Linked DNA regions of Homo sapiens: region 1 is linked to region 2. Evidence: read pairs that join two places in POLR2A ChIA-PET (ENCODE). Cell type or tissue: OCI-LY7. All regions are shown on one strand. Each heading gives the region's core, and the rest is flanking DNA. Links, peaks and the distances in the headings are about the cores only.

Region 1 (9,956 bases), core at 2,317-6,316, 240 kb before region 2:
TCTATCTGTAAGCGTTCCTGAATTGTCTGTGAGGGGCTCTTTACAGTGGTGTTAAATTTCACCAGCTTAACAACTCCAGGCTTCTGACAGACAGATCTGGGGCAGCCCAGGTCCCCGCAGTCAGAAGCGGCAGGTCTCAAAGGCCAACAAAACAGAGACACTCTGGAAGGGTTCCTGTTTCAGGTACCTTGCTGCCATTGAAGCTGCGTTCCTTTAAAACCTTCTGGAAAGTAAATTTCTGCAACCTTAATGCACTGCCTGTCTAAAGAACCCCTGTGGGAACTCCCTCTGAAAAACAAGGAAGCTTTTGTAACGTCAAGAATCACACCACATCAATCTGCTTTGTAATTTTCGTTACACCATTACCTGGCAGACACTGACACCATACCCGGCACTGGGCTCAGTGTTGTGTTAGAGGGATGGTTTTACTGAATCCTCAAAACAGGGTGGTGGCTTTTGCTCTTATGCACATTTTACAGATGAGGAAACTGAGATGTGGGAATTTGGGAAACTTCCCCCAAAGTGGCCCAGCCACCTGGCTCCGGAGTCCAAGCTCTTAACCTCTCCACTGCAGGGCAACTGCAAAAATCTGGCAACAAGTCTCCACGGCATTCTCCTGGTTGTTCTAGGAAGATGTGGAGTTTGCAGCACGGCATGGTGTCAAACAGCCACATGCACAGCAGTCCTGCAGGCACTACCTTGCAGCTGCCACCATGATCGTGGACAGAACGCTCCTCTTGGCCCCAGGTACTGACACCATGCCAGGCTAGCTACATTTCCCCAGTTTCCCTGAACCCCCAGGGCCTGTCTGTGTCTCCCCCACAGGGCAGGAAACCCCTTCCTCCAGAGGCTGATCTCCCCGCACGACCCCCCTCTCCCGTCTGCAGAGCAGCTCAGAACCAAAGGTGAAAGTATCTGAAAGCCAAGACTATAGCGTGTATACACATAGCAATTTGTTACTGTGAGAAACCATCTGTTTCTCGGTATTACAATCCTCAGAGGGCAAATTATAGCTAGCGTTCAACATAAAACATCAATTTAAACCATCAACTATTCATAATTTCAATTCTTTATTGGAAACCAAGGACATAAATGTCAGGGAATAAAGCAATATTTCTTTTATTAACTATTCCATTCATCTGGCTATTAAATAAAACCAGGGCCCCAATAAATGGCAGGAGTCCTTGCCTGAGAGCCACACCAAATAGCTCTATAATTCTCAGACGTTTTAAAACAACGAAAACTGCATTATTTGAAAAGTTAGAAACTTTAATATATAATAAAATTAAGATTAATGCGATCTTAATACCTTGCAAAACTGTTTGCCATGCCCTCGTATTCATATATTTCTTCTTGCGCGGTTTATTTTTAACAGTGCTCATTTTGTACTGAGAACGTGCTGTTTTTTACGACTGAGTTTTGCGAACGCCAGCCACCTCCAGCATTTTTCACTGACATCTAGTTTTCCCAGGCTGATGTTCCCTCCCGACTGCCCATCTGCGCTTGTGCCAGGAGGGATGCCATCATCCAAGCACAACCCAGGGTGTGGGTGGCCTTCAGAGCTCAGTCCTGCAGGACTTGCACCCAACAGCTCGCCTGAGAGTGCAGGGCAGGTTCTCACTGCAAGCACTTTTTTTTTTTTTTTTTTTTGCCGGAGAACAATCTGAGCGTTCAAAAATGAAATCTACGAAGCACGGAAGAGAATATTTACACCGTCCTTTGTGTACTAGGCTGTATATCGAGGTTTTTATCTACATTGTCCCACGACAATCTTACAGGGTGGGTACACTTTACAGATCATCAGGATGCAAGTTTGGAAAGGTGAGTCAGCCACTGGTCCCATCCATAGGAGGCACACCCATGTGTTCAACAATGAGGAAATAAAGAGAAATAAAACATGGGCCCATATTCAATGCCTGACAGTCTAATAGCCATGATGGACACTGACACACTTTGGACATCTGTCCCCTAACACACACACACACACACACACACACATATATATATGTGTGTGTGTATATATATATATATATATATATATATATATATATATATATTTTTTTTTTTTTGGGGGGGGACAGAGTCTTGCTCTGTCACCCAGGCTGGAGTGCAGTGGTGCAGTCTCAGCTCTGTCACCCAGGCTGTAGTGCAGTGGCACAATCTCAGCTCACTGTAACCTCTGCCTCCCGGGTTCAAGCGATTTTCCTGCCTCAGCCTCCTGAGTAACTGAGATTACAGGTACATGCCACCACACCCGGCTAGTGTCCCCTCCAAATTTCATGTTGAAATGTGATCCCCAGTGTTGGAGGTGGGGCCTGGTGGGAGGTGTTTGGGCCATGAGGGCAGATTGCTCATGAATGGCTTGGTGCCCACCTCCTGGTAATGAGTGAATTCTTGCTCTGAGTTCTTGTGAGATCTGGTTGTTTAAAAGAGTCTGGGACCTCCCCCTTCTCACTCTCTCTCTCCCCATGTGATATGTCAAGTCCTCTTTGCCTTCCATCATGACTGGAAGCTTCCTGAGGCCTCACCAGCAGCAGATGCTGGCGTCATGCTTCTTGTACAACCTGCAGAACCATGGGCCAAGTAAACCTCTTTTCTTCATAAATTACTCAGCCTCGGGTATTTCTTTATAGCAATGCAAATGAACTAACAGACTCACACATAATTGTTCACTGCAGTCAGTGGCCATGGGCCCAGGGCACCCCAGGGTGGGCACAGAGGAAAAAAACTGAACCACCTCATGCCACCGAGGGAGGAACCACTGGTGGGAGGATGGGAGGGGTGTTAGAGAAGTTTCCTGGGGCTGGAGACCACACCTGGGCTGAGGTTTATGCAAATAGCTGCTTTTGTCTTTCTTTTTCTAAGAGGTTGTCACCCAAAGAATAATTATTTTATGGAGACCAAATATAACAGCATTAAAGAAAGATCTTATATTCAAAACACGTATATGCCCATCCCACATCCCCAGCAGAACTTTTTCTTTTGGTCACACAGCCAATGACATAAACATCTCCGTCCTTCTGAACAGCACTGGTGATTTTACATTTTAGTGGCTGTATAATATTCCTTCCTGTTGAGGTGGGCCGTCAGGAACTGTTGGGTGAATGAATGAATGACTAGTGCTTTCCTTAGGCACAGGACGTGGACACTCACAAAGCGCTTAGACCCACACCTCTGTGGGTGTCCTGACACCACCCAGAAAGGGGATTGATTAAAACTGTCCCTGTTGGGGAAGGAGAACATCACACACCGGGGCTTGTCATGGGGTGGGGGGAGGGGGGAGGGATAGCATTAGGAGATATACCTAATGTAAATGACGAGTTAATGGGTGCAGCACACCAACATGGTACATATATACATATGTAACAAACCTGCACGTTGTGCACATGTATCCTAGAACTTAAAGTATAATAAAAAAAAAAAAGTCCCTGTTGGCTCACACCTGTAATCCCAGCACTTTGAGAGGCCGAGGCAGGCAGATCGTTTCAGGCCAGGAGTTCAAGACCAGCCTAACCAACATGGTGAAACCTCATCTCTGCTAAAAATACAAAAATTAGCCGGGCATGGTGGCCCGCATCTGTAATCCCAGCTACTCAGGAGGCTGAGGCATGAGAATCACCTAAGCCTGGGAGGCAGAGGTTGCAGTAAGCCAAGATCACAACACAGTACTCCAGCCTGGGCGACAGAGCAAGACTCCATCTCAAACAAAAAAGAAAAAAAGAAAAAAAAAAGAAATTTAAAAACTGTCCCTGTTTTGCAGGTGAGGAAATTCAGGAGACCCAGTGACTTGTCCTCCTGTCTCTTGCACTAATTCTAAAGCTGCTGCCCTAGCTCCTGGCCTTCCCTACCAGCTCATAACACCTTGGTGAGAAAAACGAGGCAGCAGGGCACACTCAACTTTTCTCACTTACAGTGGAAGATGTCAGCAGTCACAGCTATGGAGGAAGAGAAAGCTCTCAGGGGAAACTACTTTTTACTGCTATGTTATTGGTCAGGGCTGAGTCATACATTTCAGCCTGCAATGCAGGTAGAGGGAAACTCTAGCAATCAACAGGCAAGAAAATACCTGCCAAGATCGACTTGGACAACCTCATGGGTTTGGTTTTCTTTCTTCCCTTTTCTGCTTGCTTATTTTAGGCCATCTTGGTGAATACAGAAAGCAACAGTTAATTTTCCCTCCCACTTATGTGGCTGAGCGAAACCTCCCTGGTTTTATTAGAGTCAAGACTTGAAACCTGGCCAGGTGCGGTGGCTCACGCCTGTAATCCCAGCACTTTGGGAGGCCAAGGCGGCAGATCACTTGAGGTCAAGAGTTCAAAACCAGCCTGGCCAACATGGTGAAACCCCGTTTCTTCTAAAAATACAAACATTAGCTGGGCGTGGTGGTGCTTGCCTGTAATCCCAGCTACTCAGGAGACGGAGGCAGGAGAATCGCCTGAACCAGGGAGGCGGAGGTTGCAGAGCCGAGATCGCACTGCTGTACTCCAGCCTGGGCGACAGAGCGAGACTCCGTCTCAAAAAAAAAAAAAGACTTTAAACTTCAGAGCCTCTGACATTTGCATTCACGATTCAAACACCACTGGGGAATGCCTGGGATATCATTTTAATAAGCACATTATCTGTAAAAGAGAGTGGCTAAGACTCACATTGCCAGCCTGGGAATGGCTGGCCACTCTCTGTGGCCACCAATTGGCTATTCCACGTAGCCCAGGCCACACTGAGTGCCCTGAACTGAGATTTATCATTCACTCTACAAATAATTTCAGTACCTGCTACATGCCAGCCACTCTTTCATTCACAAAAAAGAAGACATGTTTTTGAATTCAGGCAACTTACATCCTCATGCGGCAAGACAAGTAAGAAACAAACACATACTATGTCAGGAGAGAGGAACTGTGGTAGAAAACGTCCTGCAAGGGAAAGTGAGGCGTGTGTATAGGTTGGGGGAGGAGGGGGCCGGGGACACAGTACTGGCTCAGGATTCACAAAACGGGGGGTATTCATGTCAGGACCTCTCCCTGTTCAGGAGCTATGCCAAAAGAGGCCTCTCCCTAGGTCATCTCCCTAGGCAAGCCTGATGTCCACAAATTCATTTTTCCATTTATTATTTTTGCAATTAATTGCAAAAACCACAATGACTTTTGCACCAAACTAAATATTGCCTGAAATTTCCAAAGACGCAGCATGTGACTCGGTAGCTAAAGGGGGAAAGAGCATCCCTAGAGTTAAGTTCCCAGGACATTGAACTCAAAGGCCAGATTCAGAGAGAGGAGTCAGGAAGCGCAGGTGCTGTGTTCGGGAGAAAGTCCCACGGGGTGTGGGGCACTGTGGCTTCCAGGTACATCCGTGCGGACGGCGGGCTGGTTCTCGGGGCCTTCAGGAGCCCTGTTCTTGGGCCGGGGGTCACAGAGTTAGGAGACGGCTGGCTGGCTGAACAGTTACAAGCTGGCCTAGAGCAGAAGAAGGTGGTTTATGTCACCGCACTCTCCCCTGAGTCAGAAGCGGGAGAGGTGTCTCCAGGGTCTGCCTGAGTGAGAACCAATCTGCCACCTACTTTGGATTGTGTCATTTTTCACTCAAGTGCCAGGTAGAGAACTGGTCAGATTCTTCAAAATGAAGATTTTTATTGTTTTAATTGGAAACAGGGTCTCCCTCTGTCGCCCAGGCTGGACTGCAGTGACACAATCACAGCTGACTGCAGCCTCGACCTCTCGGGTGGAGCAATCCTCCCACCTCAGCTTCCCCAGTAGCTGGGACCACAGGTGCATGCCACCATGCTCAGCTACTTTTTAAACATTTTTTTTGGAGAAACAGGGTCTTGCTATGTTGCCCAGGCTGGTCTCGAACTCCTGGGCTCAAGCAATCCTCCCACTTTGGCCTCCCAAAGTGCTGGGATTCCAGGTGTGAGCCCCCACACCCAGCCTGAAGGTTCTTCTTCTGTAAGATCCTGAGTAGTGGCATCACTGCCCTGGGGACCCTCTGTTGAGAATAATATTCATCACAACCTCCCTGGCCCAGAATGACACTGCAGGGCACTGCTCCCTAAGCCCGGTGCTGGCTGGGAGCCCTTCCAGAAACAGCTCAAGGGTAGGGCCCCGCTCTCCGCACTCTGTCACCCAGCCCTGGGCCTGTACTCATACTCACAGCGCTGGAAACAAAGTTCCTGAATAACAGACGAAGAAATAAAACACCCAGCCGGACACGGTGGCTCACGCCTGTAATCCCAGCACTTTGGGAGGCCAAGGCGGGTGGATCACCTAAGGTCAGGAGTTCGTGACCAGCCTGGCCTGTTAACATGGTAAAACCCTATCTCTATTAAAAATACAAAAATTAGCTGGGCATGGTGGTGGGCACCTGTAGTGCCAGCTACTCGGGAGGCTGAGGCATGAGAATTGCTTGAACTCAGGAGGTGGAGGTTGCAGTGAACCGACATTGTGCTACTACACTCCAGCCTGGATGACAGAGCAAGACTCCGTCTCAAAAAAAAAAGAAAAAAGAAAGAAAACACCTGAGCCCTGCCAAGGGGGAGCTGTCTTCCCCAAACCAACAAACCTCCTAAAGATAGCTGGGAGCCCATCCTACCAGCTCTGATTTGGGGCTGGTTTGTGAGTTACTGTTAGGAGTAAGTCCCTAGAAGTGATAAAAGATAAATCAACCCAACGTTTGATTTATAAGATATATCAGACTGATAACTAGTGACAATGTTAATCTAATTACAATTCAAAAATCTCATCACATCCATTTTCCATGCTATTTCATTAACTTGGGCTTTTGCCAACAATTCAACATTTTAAGCGTGACCGAATTCACGCTTCATTCCTTCGGTGTGGGTGATGACCTGCTCCAGGGTGAGGGTCTCAGAGCCCCTCTTCCACCCAGTGGCCCATATGCCGGCCCTAGGGAGCCCTTTTTCTAGCCCACAATCCTTTCCCAGCATCACAGTCTAGAGCACCTCCATCTCCTGGTACTCACCTCCTGGAAGGTTTTCTGAGTGGTCAACATGTTCCCGAGAGCCTACATCTGCACTGCTTGCCCAGGATTTCTGCTTCTTGCTCATTAAATGGACACTCTTGGCTTTAAAGGTAGGGCAGGCACCAGGCGGTTAACACCAGGCAGCGCCCCTCTGGCCCCAGTAATTTGTGACCACTGGTCATTATGCTTCCCACATAGAATCCAGCCAGCCCATCAACAGATGTTTACTGTGCACCTATGATACCCCGGGCTCTGTGCCTGGGGCTGGACGTACGCCGTGAAGTGGCCTGAAAGTGCTCTCATGGGAATGGCATTCTAGGAGGGAAAGGTAGACAGAGATGGAAATGACACACCAGGCAATGTGTGACAGGAAGAGCACAAGTAGCTGGAATTCCGGGTGAGCCAGGTGGAAGAAAGTGGAAGAAGCCACGGGGCGCAGAGGAGGAGGACAGAGGCTAGGCAGGTTCAAGGGTGAAGACCGGGGCTAGAGGGGCCGTGGCCCAGCCAGTGAGGGCGACGTGGGGTCACAGAATGTGGAAGGTTGGATGGAAAGACATCAGAGGGTCTAGCAGGGAGACGGAAAGATCTGAACTGCATTCGTTAGAAATAAAACTGAGGCCGCTGGGGAAAGAGAATGGACAGAAGGCAGCCAAGAACGGAAGTGGTGGTGGGGTGGCCATGACAGTGGCTTGGGCCAAGGTGACAGCGTGTAGCTGGGAGCCCAGGTGTATCCAGGAGGAAGGACGGGCTTGCTGGTGGACCAGGCATGTCGGGGGAGAGGAGGGGGAGCCCCAGGGCACACCTAGGTTTTAGCCTGAGCAGCCCCTGGGTGGTGACGCCATTTCCCGAGGTGACAGGGGGACTGGGATTGGTGGTGCAGGCGGTGTGTGTGGGAGGGGTCAACAGTTCTCTTTTGAAGCCATGTGAAGCCGGAGATGTCTTTCCAAGTAGAGATGTTGAATATTCAGTTGAATATTTGGGTTAATATAAATATAGACGCCATCCTTCTGTGGATGGTATTTTAAGCCACGAGAGTCGATGGGATCCCCTGAGGACAGGGTCTTGTAGATATCAAAGGGCAGGTCCCCGAGACTTATGTGCCCTCTAACCTCAGGTGCAGGGCGCGAGTGGGGACCCAGCAGAGTGATGGGCAAGGTGGGCCGAACCAGGAGAGCCTGTATCTCAGACAGGGGTCAGGGAAAAAAAAAACGTTTTAAGAAGGGGAAAGTGGTCTGCTCTCAAGAGCTCAGTCACATCTCATGCTTTACTTTTCAATAATTTTCACACATTCTGCTGACCCCCCATATATAACCATGCTTAAAAAGCAAGATTGCAGCTTGAAATTCCTAGTTCTTGGCTCCTGGAAGGAGGAATCTTTTTTATTTATTTATTATTATTATTTTTTGAGCAGAGTCTCACTCTGTCACCCAGGCTAGAGTGCAGTGGTGCAATCTCGACTCACTGCAGCCTCTGCCTCCTGGGTTCAAGCGATTCTCTCAAAGGAGAATCTTTTTATGTTATTTATTTATTTTGAGCCACGGTTTCACTCTGTTGCCCAGGCTGGAGTACAGTGGCACGATCATAGCTAACCTGCAGCCTCGATCTCTTGGGCTCAAACCATTCTCTTGCATCACCCTCCCAAATAGCTGGGACTACAGGTGTGCACCATCATGCCTGGCTAAAGTTTTGATTTTTTGGTAGAGATGGGGTCTTGCTACACTGTCCAGGCTGGGGAATCCTTTTATTTAAAAATAATGGTATTTCTTCAAAGAATAGCTTCAGCTTGGACCAAACCAATTTTCCAAGACTGAACAGAGACAAGGAGGAGTGGCAGCCAATGTAGGGAATATCTGGAGCTGGAAAAAGAGCAATGTTTTAAGTAAGGGCTGGAAGGAAGTTCCTTGTGGGTTGATACATCTTCGGGAGTGGAGAGATAAAAGCGGAAATGGAAATCAGGAAGGGTGCTGGGTGCAGTGGCTCACGCCTGTAATCCTAGCACTTTGGGAGGCCGAGGCGGGAGGATCACCTGAGGTCAGGAGTTCAAGACCAGCCTGGCCAACATGGTGAAGCCCCATCTCTACTAAATATACAAAAATTAGCCGGGTGTGGTGGTACACACCTGTAATCCCAGCTACTTGGGAGGCTGAGGCAGGAGAACTGCTTGAACCTGGGAGGTGGAGATTGCAGCAAGCTGAAATCATGCCACGACACTCCAGCCTGGGTAACAAGAACGAAACTACATCTCCAAAAAAAAAAAAAAAAAAAAAAAAAAAATCAGAAAGGGAAAAGACTATTCAAATTCTAGTTACAATATCAACTAAATGGAATAAAGTCAAATTTAAATCTCGGGAAGTTGGAGCTACTTTTGTTTCCCCTGAACTGTGACAGAGCAGGACAATTGTTCAAAGAGGCACATGGAGTTTTCACACCTCCAGTATAATGAGACGCACTGGATCCACCGATGTAAATTTAGAGTTTTTCAATATGTGCAATTATGCCACCATCCAAAATGCCAAAATGCTGCCACATTCACACTCGTCATCAGATCTTTAATGGCTGCCCAAAAAAGTTATGAGAAAGAGGAGAGTGGCTGATGGGAGAAACAGTCAATTACAGCTCTCTGGAAAGCCCTCAGGCTGCCACCTCTACAAGTTTTGGCTTTTAGGGGAAGTTCATTTCAAACTCCTGCCCCCGTCTGGGTTTTTCAATCAAAAATTCCTTATGCATATTTTTGGTTCACATTTCCCATCGCTCAAAAATGATTTTTAAAATTTTCTTTTATTCAGAATATTTAAAGGAATATTGCATTGGGAAAATGAGCTATCTGCCTGGGGGAAAAAACAGATCCCTTACACTACAATACCCTACACACAAAACTGTTGTCGATTCAAAAACCAAGTGAAACACTAGAAATCTACAATTACTATAAGAGAGTACAGAAATATAGTTTATGTTTACAAAATGAATGGTAGATTTGGGAAAAA
Region 2 (9,956 bases), core at 3,959-7,958:
TGGTGGCGGGCGCCTGTAGTCCTAGTTTCTCGGGAGGCTGAGGCAGGAGAATGGCGTGAACCCAGGAGGCGGAGGTTGCAGTGAGCCGAGATCGCACCACTGCACTCCAGCCTGGGGGACAGAGCAAGACTCCATCTCAAAACAAAATAAAAATATAAAATGAAAGGCATTATGAAAACTAGGATGGATTTATGGCTGGATAGAGCGAGGTTAGGTAGGTGAATGGTTGTGAGATAAAAGATAATAAAATGTTAGTGTGGAATCTAGGAAGAGGTATATATTTGCTCATTGTAATATTATTTCAACTCTGCTGCATGTTGGGAAATTTGCATAATAAAATGCTGGAAAAAATTTCCACTAATAGAAAAATATATTCACTCATAGAAAAATTGGAGAATACAGAGGAGTGAGCCCCCAAATCTCCAATTATCCCACAACTCAACAATATTTTCTAATATTTCCTTCTGCCTTTATTATTATTATTATTTGAGACAGGGTCTTGCTGTATCACCCAGGCTGGAGTACAGTGGTGCAATCATGGCTCACTGCAGCCTCAAACTCCTGGCCTCAAGTCATCTTCCCATCTCAGCCTCCAGAGTAGCTGCGGCTACAGGCATGCGCCACCACGGTTGGCTAATTTTTAAAATTTTTTGTAGAGATGGGGTCTTGCTATGTCGCCTAGGTTGGTCTTGAAAACCTGGGCTCAAGCGATTCTCCCGCCTCGGCCTCCCAAAGCTCTGCGATTACAGGCATGAGCCACTGTGCCCAGCCCCTCCTGCCTTTTAAAACGTGTTTGTTGTTGTTTACAAATCTGGAATTATTCCATATATATATGTTTTTTCATTCCTGCCTTTATCACACACCACAGCTAATAGTTTTTGAGTGTTTATATTGTGGCAGGCACTGTGATAAATCCTTTACATAAATTATCTCATTTAATCTTGTATCGTGCTGACAGCACTTCTCCCATGCTAATAAAAGAAGTCCACAGGCATTGCTTGTAATGGTGATTTGATAGTCCATCACATGGGATTAGTTAACTATTGCTGGAAATTTAGGTTGTTTCCCATTTTTCACCATTATAAACAGAGTCTCTGAAACACTCTTAGGCAGAAGGCTTTTTTTTTTTTTTTTTTTTTTTAGATACAGGGTCTCGCTATGTTGCCCACGCTGGTCTTGAACTCCTGACCTTATGTGATCCTCCTACTTCTGCCTCTGAAAGTCCTGGGATTACAGGCATGAACTGCCATGCCCGACCAACAGAAGTCCTATCTCCTCTCTCTCCCCTGCTCCTAGGGACAACTTCCTCACCTGATCACTTCTCTGGTCCTATCGTCCACTAAAGCATTACCACCCCCCCCACCTTGCAGGCATTTTAATGTCTTGGCTACCTCTTGGAGGCTCCCTCTGTCCATTGGGGGTTGGAGGCCACATCCACTAAGTCAGAGCCTCTGTCTTTTCAGCAGAGCCAGGCAGGGACTGCACCCAGGTGGCCCACAGCACCAGCAGACAGCGGCTTCAACTACCCTCCATCCACTGGAAAGGGACTTGTGGGGAGTATGCGGGGAGCACAGGTGGGGGACCAGGGGAACTGGAGGGACCAGATATCTGGAGGCCTGTGGGGTGGGCAGGGGTTAGAGGACATCCTTTGGAGGGGGTCTAGACGGAGATGGTTACCCACAAAGAGCAGTAGGGTGGGAGAGATCTTTTATGTTTGTTTCTATAGTTGAATGTGCCAGTTAAATCTCATTCTGTCTGCTAGTATGGCTACTTCTCAATATTTAGGAGAAATTTCTGTTTTGTTTCTCCAGCTCTATTTTAAACCTCAAGTTTCAAATCGAACTGCTGTCTCGGTGCCAGCCGCTAACAGGCAGCGACAAGGATAGAGAACTGTACACACTCAACAATCCCTTGGCTGAGCACAGTGGTTCCCGCCTGTAATCCCAGCACTTTGGGAGGCTAAGGCGGGAAGATCACCTGAGGTCTACCTGGCCAACATGGTGAAACCCCATCTCTATTTTTTTTTTTGAGACAGAGTCTCGCTCTGTCGCCCAGGCTGGAGTGCAGTGGCGCGATATCGGCTCACTGCAAGCTCTGCCTCCCTGGTTCACGCCATTCTTCTGCCTCAGCCTCCCGAGTAGCTGGGACTGCAGGCACCCGCCACCACACCCAGCTAATATTTTTTTGTATTTTTAGTAGAGACAGGGTTTCATCATGTTAGCCAGGATGGTCTTGATCTCCTGACCTCGTGATCCACCCACCTCGGCCTCCCAAAGTGCTGGGATTACAGGCATGAGCCACTGTGCCCAGCCCCCCATCTCTATTAAATATACAAAAAAAAAAAAAAAAAAAAATAGCCAGGCATGGTGGTGGGCACCTGTAATCCCAGCTACTTGGGAGGCTGAGGAGGAGAATCGCTCGAACCCGGGAGGCGGATGTTGCAGTGAGCTGAGATCGCGAGACTGCACTCCAGCCTGGGCAACAAGAGCAAAAATCCGTTTCAAAAAAAAAAAAAAAAAAAAAAAAAACCAATTCCTTGCTATGGCTTTCCAGAGTCAGGGTGAAGTTCCAGAGACCCAGGCACCTGGGCTGGAACCCCAGCCGTGCCAGGTACCCCTGGTGATCTAGGGCACATCCATTTGCCCTCCCCCCACCCGAGCCTCAGTTTCCCCATCTGTAAAGCAAAGGCAATGCATTCCTTCACTTTCTAGTTCTCAGGGGTTGCTGTGGGTGGTGAGACAGGGCCCACGAAGGTTTGCGGTGCGGGGTGGGACGCAGTAGGACCCTCATGGGGTGACTGGTGAGTACAATTGGCCATCCTTTCTCTCCAGCCTCCGTGGGGAGGTCGCCTTGACTCGCAGACTTGGCTTTGCTCCATCTGTGCACGGCTCTCTTCCCTGGAGCCTGAGTGGAATGTTTTCTCTTCCCTCCTCCTCCTCCTCCTCCTCCTCTTCCTGTGACCGTCTGTGGGATGCCTCCAGTGTCCTGGGGTCCCCCGGAGGCGGCCCGAACCCTCTCCCCGCCCAGCGCGGCCCCTCGGCCCACCAGGCTGTTTCCAATTTGAACACCATGCATCTTGTCTCTGAGATCACAGCCGCCTCTTTGATGGAACTAATGATGATCTAGGACTTTGGGGGCCCCAGACCTCCCCAAACTGAGATAAATCCTGCCTCTGTGCAGACAAGGGGCCTCCAGCCCGGCATCTGATCCCCCTCCTCCGGGCTGGACAGGGAGGGGAGGTGTCTGTGGGAGTCCCCTCCCGGCAGGCTGGGAGGGTGGTGGCTGAGTCCAGGGAGACAGGAAGAAAGGGATTTCTCTGAGGCTCCAAAGAGGGTCCCACAACCCGGTGGGGGAGGGTGGCAAGCTTGTGAAAGGGCCTCTTAGAAGGCGGTCTGATCCCATCACAACCCAGGACACAGCTGGAGCAGAAGGCAACTTACACAGGCCAGCCTGCTTCTCAGACTCAGTGCCACTAACTGTTCCTGGCACCTTGCTTGCACCGCTGGGGACGCAGGGAGGAATGACTCTAGTTTCTGCCGCCAGGAGCTCGTGATGAGGGAGAGGGATGGGTAAACCAATGACTCCAATATTGCGTATTGAGGACTGCAATGGTGAGGACCCCAGGGGCTGTGGGAGCACGGCAGATAGGACCTGACGCAGCCTGTAGAGCCTGGAAGGCTTCCTGGAGGAGGTAGCCCTGATCTGGGTCTTGCGCAGGTCCCACAATGAGCAGATGATGTGCCCTGTCCATACAGAATAAACAATAAAAAATGATACTAAACCCTATCAAGCTTGCCCAACCTGCCTTGTTTGGCTGTTGTTGTTCTGTTCTGTTTTAGGCTTTTAGCAGCCTGAAACCATGGTTTTTAGTTTCTGTCTCTAGTGACAAGCGGAAAAGAGGGATGAGGAAGGGGATTTACTGACCCAACCAGAAACAGAAACTAAGAGCCTGTGACTGTATTCTCTCCCTTGGACACCCCTGAAACCATGAAACTTACACATATGCTGAAATTAAAATACCTTCTTTCTAGATTTTCTGATCGGAAAATTTTGGATCCGTTCATCAAAGAAGCTTTATTTTATTATTATTATTATTAATTTTTGAGACTGAATCATGGTCTGTTGCACAGGCTGGAGTGCAGTGGTACGATCTCAGCTCACTGCAACCTCTGCTTCCCAGGTTCAAGTGATTCTCCTGCCTCAAGCTCCCGAGTGGCTGGGATTACAGGTGCCCGCCACCAGGCCTGGCTAATTTTTGTATTTTTAGTAGAGACAGGGTTTTACCACGTTGGCCATGCTGGTCTCGAATTCCTGACCTCAGGTGATCTGCCCTCCTCAGCCTCCCAAAGTGCTGGGATGACAGGCATGAGCCACCACACCCAGTCTATTATTATTAATATTTAGAGATGGGATCTCTGTCAACCAGGCTGGAGTGCAGCAGTGTGTGATCATAGCTCACTGCAGCCTCGAACTCCTGGCCTTAAGCGATCCTCCTGCTTCAGCCTCCCAAAGTGCTGGGATTTTAGGTGCATGCCACCATGCACTTAGCCCATTTTAAGTTTTTAAAGAAATGTGAGTTGGACTCTGGTGAGCAGCAGAAGGTGGAGGAAGAGGAAGTGAAAGGTGAAGGAGGCAGAGGAGGAGCATTGAGTGCTGGGAAGGAGGAGGCACTGGCTGGGGGCTTGCCCTGTCTAAGGAGGGGCGTCCTCCAGGAAAATCAGACTGTTCTGTCATTCATGATCTGTCCTCCAACCTCTAGGAGCATCGCCCCCACCCCTTCCATAGCCGGGGGCCTGGCTCAGAAGCACAAGGTGCTCAGAGATACCAGTGAACCCCAGGGTAACAGTCGGAGTGGGCTTCCTGGAAGGGTCTGGAAGGACACTGACTTATCACCTCATAGCGGCTCCTCACTCTTCACAAGATAAAACTAGACTTTAGAGGGCAACTGTGGTGTGGCTCACACCTGTAATCCCAGCACTTTGGGAGGCCGAGGGCCTCTTGAGGCCAGGAGTCCAGGACCAGCCTGGGCAAACATAGTGAGAACCCATCTCTAAAAAACAATTTAAAAATGAGCCAGGCATGGCAGTGCATGCCTGTAGTCCCAGCTGCTTGGGAGGCTGAGGTGGGAGGATCACTTGAGCCCAGGAGGTTGAGGTTATAGTGAGGCATGATTGTGCCACTGCACTCCAGTCTGGGTGACACAGCAAGACCCTGTCTCAAAAGCAAACAACCCAACCAAAAAACCAACAAAACCCCCAAAATCCCTCAAAGAACAAAAACCCATAATTGTCTCCCACTCCCCCCAAAAAAACAACAAGAAAACTAGACCTTGGAGTGTGGCTTCATGGGCCCCTCTTCCATCTGCCCTTAGATGGATCTTCAATAATGCCCTATCTATATCAGCTCTTGGTTGGCGTGATAGAGATAATACATTCGCTGCTCCAGAGTCACTCGTGGTTCAGGCAAGGTCAAAGAGTCACCAGGAGTCAGTCATCACCTAAGTGGTACCTCCTGCCTGGGAAATGCCTCTATCACTGCCCACCTCCAGGTACCCAGAACTCCGGCCACTACCAAGGATCACTTGAGCCCAGCAGTGTGAGGCTGCAGTGAGCTATGATCATGCCATTGCATCCAGCCTGGGTGACAGAACCACACAGCAAGACCTGGTCCCCCCTGGACCCCCACAAAAAACCCCCAAAAAACTTAAAATGAATTCATTAAAAACTTATTAAAATAAAAATTTAGCATTTAAGGCCAGGCACGGTGGCTCATGCCTGTAATCCCAGCACTTTGGGAGGCCGAGGTGGGTGGATCACTTGAGGTCAGGAGTTTGAGACCAGCCTGGACAACATGGTGAAACCTCATCTCTACTAAAAATACAAAAATTAGCCAGGCATGGTGGTGCATGACTGCAATCGCAGCTGCTCGGGAGGCTGAGGCAGGAGAATCACTTTAACCCAGGAGGCAGAGGTTGCAGGGAGCTCAGATTGCACCACTGCACTCCAGCCTGGGCGACAGAGTGAGTAAGACTTCGTCTCAAACAAATAAACAAACAAAAACAAACAAAACAAAACACAAAACCTTAGTATTTAAAATAAATAATTAAAATGGTATTCATTAAAAAGCTGAAAATCAACCCAGGCTTAATGAAAGAAAGAACTTAGTATGCGTAAAAAAAACTTTAACGAAAACTCTTAGTATTCATTTAAAAACTTTAAACCAAAACTGAATATTCACTTAAAAACTTAAAAAATGAGCTCAGGCTTAAAAAACAAAAACAAACAAACAAAAAAAGAACTCTCCGGGCTTTCTGGGGATGTAACCAAGCTGAGGTTGGGCTTACTTCCCTCCAGCAAAGGGCCCCTTTCAAACCACTTGTGGCTGAGCCATCAGACCCAGATGTGACCTCCCCCCGTCCCGTGGGGGTCAGCAGCTCACCTGGGCCCTCTCCAGCCTGCCCTCCTGCCACCCCTGTTTATGTGTGCACCTCAGGGATTCCAAAAAGGAGTTAGTGTGGGCCTGCCTCTCAGCCACCTGCTTCCACTCTTACCTACATGACTCCATTTTCTGAGCCCGGTAGCTTTTTTTTTTTTTTTTTTTTAACAGAGTCTCGCTCTGGCCCAGGTTGGAGCGCAGTGACACGACCTCGGCTCATCACCGGTTCAAGCGATGGGCTGTAGCTGGGACTACAGGCACACACCATCCCACCTGGCTAAATATTGTATTTTTAGTACAGACGGAATTTCTCCTTGTTGGCCAGGCTCGTCTCGAACTCCTGACCTCAAGTGATCCGCCCGCCTCGGCCTCCCAAAGTACTGGGATTACAGGCGTGAGCCACCACGACCGCAGAGACCCGTAGCTTTCTAAAAGAGACTCTGAGGGTGCTTTCAGTGATGACCCTTGGCAGAAACCGGAGGAAGGGCTGAAGGTGATGGGGGAGGGGCGGAGCTCTGCCTTGAGCTTTGCTGCGGAGCCAAGCCTTCCCTCCTTGTCTAGCTCTGGCACTTTGAGCAGGTTCTGTCGGGGGTATCCCTGCCCTGGAAGCCCCTCTCACCTTCCCAGGTTAGGGGTGGCGTCCCCCAGTCTCCCTGAGGGCAAGGGCTGTTCTCATTTGTTTTGGAGGCCAGCTCTGCTCAGGGCCTGGGAATACAGTAGGTGTCTAATAAATATTTGCAGCGTTGAACTCTGTGCCCAGCAGCCCCTAGCCGTTCACCAGACAGCCTTGGCCTCCGGAGAGTGGGCTTTGGGGGAGGTGGCCTGGGCCGGGGGAGGGTGTGAGAGGCCTCATGGAGGGGGGCGGGGGCGGATCCGGGGTCGCTCTGGCTCAGCCTCCGGGGCCGTCCCCGCTGCCTTTGCAGAAGGCGCCTCCGCTGTGGCTCTTCCCCCTGGGCTGGAGCCAGAGCCTAGCGCACCCGGAGGAGGAGGAGGAGGAGGACGAGGAGGAGGAGGAGGCGGCGGCGGCGGCTGCGTTGCCGTCTGTGCCCATCACCTGAGCTGCACCGGGCGGGGAGGATAACAATTATTGGGAGAGGTTTGAAAAAAAAATCATTATCAAATAACTACAGCTTGCAAAAGTTGGCGGGCGGAACGGAAAACGCGGGCTGGATCGCTCTGGGGACGCCGCCGCCGCTCCCGAGCAGCTCCGCGGTAGCCAGAAATGGAAGGACGTACATCTGCAACGCATTTGTGCGAGGTTCACCTTGGAGACCGCGCTGCTGGATGCAGGCGGCGAGTTCACGCGAAAGGAAAAACTCTTTTAAGAGGGATTTCTCCTTGGGGGACCCTGCCCGGCACGCGCGGCGGGGAAGGGCGCCCCCTGCCAGGCGCGCGCGTGGAGCTGGGACGCTCCGATGGGGTGGGGGCCGCTTCTCTGAGCCTCAGTTTCTCAGTCTGTCCGAGGACTTGTACAGATTCGTGGCTGGCCTTGCAGGACCCTTCCAGTGGGGATATTCTTTTATTATTTTTATTTTTTATTTATTATTTTGTTTAGATGGAGTCTCATTCTTGTCGTCCCAGCTGGAGTGCAGTGGCACAATCTCGGCTCACTGCAACCTCCGCTTCCCGGGTTCAAGTGATTCTCCTGCCTCAGCCTCTCGAGTAGCTGGGATTACAGACCCCCGCCGCCATGCCCGGCTAATTTTTGTATTTCTAGTAGAGGGGTTTCACCATGTTGGCCAGGCTGGTCTTGAACTCCTGGCCTCAAGTGACCTGTCCGCCTAGGCCTCCCAAAGTGCTGACATTACAGGCTGAGCCACTGCGCCCAGCCTCCAGTGGGGATAGTCTAAGAATCTTCTTATTTCTGGCACCAGGTCCCGATGGAGGTAGAGGTACCAGCCCTTAAGGTACCAGGACCTGGTCATCGCATTCCCAGCCCTGTTTACATTCTAGGGTGCTGCGGGTACGTGATGGTCTAAGGAAGATCAAATCCACTTTCCACTTCTCAGGGCCCTGCCGACAAGTGCAACGGTTTGTTCCTTCTCAGGGGAGGAGGGGACCCCTGTCCCCCTTCTCAGGGGCAGTTCCATCCATTCTCACCTCTTGGGTCTTCAGTGTGCACCTCCCACAGCTCACAGACATCCCTGTCTCCCCTAAACCCCTTTGCCGTGACGCCCACCGCCCATCCACCTTCCCCCGCGGGCTTCCTTCTCAGAGTGGTCAGTACGTAGTCTAGTGTCCACATCTTCCTCCCTGCAGTCACTTTGAAGGTGGCCCAAGCTTCAGGGCCCCCCTCCTTCTCCAAACACGGCTGGGCCTCTGGGCTTTTTGGAGTTAGAAAAGGGGAGGGGGGCTGTGGGGAGCGAGAGGTGCAGGAGTGAAGTGTGGGGACCCTTCCTGGGACCCCTCACCCTCACACACACACCACCCCACTTGCCTAAGACAGGCACAACTGGAGCCATCTTGAGACCCAGAATTCCTCTCCAGGTTATGGTGTTTCTCACGGTCCTTGCCCACCAGGAGATAGAAAGTTCTGGAAAGATGCTGTTGGAAAGGTGAAGCTAGAAGCACGGCCTCTTTGCACAGGCTATGCTTTAAGTACTCATAACTGGCTCACATCTACTGAGCCATCACTGTGTACCAAGCACTGTTCTAACGTTTTATTTTTATTTTATTTTTTATTTTTGAGACAGAGTCTTCCTCTGTTGCCCAGGCTGGAGTGCAGTGGCATGATCTCAGCTCACTGCAACCTCTGCCTCCGCCCCCTCTCAAGTGATTCTCCTGCATCAGCTTCCTGAGTAGCTGGGATTACAGGTGCCAGCCACCACACCCAGCTAATTTTTGTATTTTCAGTAGAGATGGGGTTTCACCATGTTGGCCAGGCTGGTCTCGAACTCCTGACCTCAGGTGATCCACCTGCCTTGGCCTCCCAAAGTGGTAGGATTACAGGTGAAATGTTTTAAATGTGTTGTTTTGAAGAGACAGGACCTCCCTCTGTTGCCCAGGCTGGAGTGCAGTGGCGCAATTATGGCTCACTGCAGCTTGAAACTCCTGGGCTCAAGTGATCCTCTCTCCTCAGCCTCCCAAGTAGCTGGGACTACAGGCTTGTGTAGCCACGCCTGGCTAACTTTATAATTTTTTATAGAGTGGGATCTCACTATGTTGCCCAGGCTGATCTCAACTCCTGGCCTCAAGTGATCCTTCTGCCTCCACCTCCCAAAGTGCTGGGATTACCAGTTTAAGCCACCACGCCCAGCCACCAACTCACTTTCACTTGGCTAAATCGCGCCCTGTTTGGAAGACGGAGCCTGAAATTGGCAGGAGAGCTGGATGTGGCCATGGTCCTTCACTGCCCAGGGCGTGCTTGTCCCATCCAGCCTGTACTCCTGTGGCTGTGTGGATGACCAAGGGCTCACCTGGTCTTGCTTTTCTTCACCTCACTCTTCCCAAGAGGCTGGTTCTGACACTAACAGTCACCCATTGGTAAACAGCCCAGCACCAAAAGCCCCTAAGAACCTTCA

Evidence for each region. ChIA-PET counts read pairs that join two places held together with the same protein. Peaks named below come from ENCODE experiments on the same cell type or tissue, not always from the same donor. Only the 100,000 strongest peaks of a DNase experiment are listed, where the experiment ranks them.
Region 1: POLR2A ChIA-PET joins it to region 2 with 7 read pairs; 1 of 35 experiments calls an interaction of 5 or more read pairs at or near these places.

Annotation. Positions count from the first base shown.
Region 1 is chr7:101,976,191-101,986,146 of GRCh38, reverse strand. All of the region lies in intron 2 of CUX1 (cut like homeobox 1), which reads right to left. Among named protein-coding and RNA genes, the nearest start is that of CUX1, 160 kb to the right of the region's middle. RefSeq lists enhancers at 706-865, 190-1,102, 4,126-4,235, 4,266-4,385, 6,913-7,554. In OCI-LY7, for the core only: no CTCF peak of the experiment used is centred there; DNase peaks (open chromatin) are centred at 2,550, 2,826, 4,136 and 4,855; H3K4me3 peaks cover 2,212 bases; H3K27ac peaks cover 3,924 bases.
Region 2 is chr7:101,741,184-101,751,139 of GRCh38, reverse strand. No RefSeq gene overlaps it. Among named protein-coding and RNA genes, the nearest start is that of CUX1, 71 kb to the left of the region's middle. RefSeq lists enhancers at 6,151-6,671, 7,300-8,243, 9,727-9,796, 9,917-9,956 and a silencer at 7,301-7,420. In OCI-LY7, for the core only: CTCF peaks have their summits at 7,585 and 7,790; DNase peaks (open chromatin) are centred at 6,399, 6,929, 7,349, 7,609 and 2 weaker places; H3K4me3 peaks cover 2,452 bases; H3K27ac peaks cover 3,781 bases.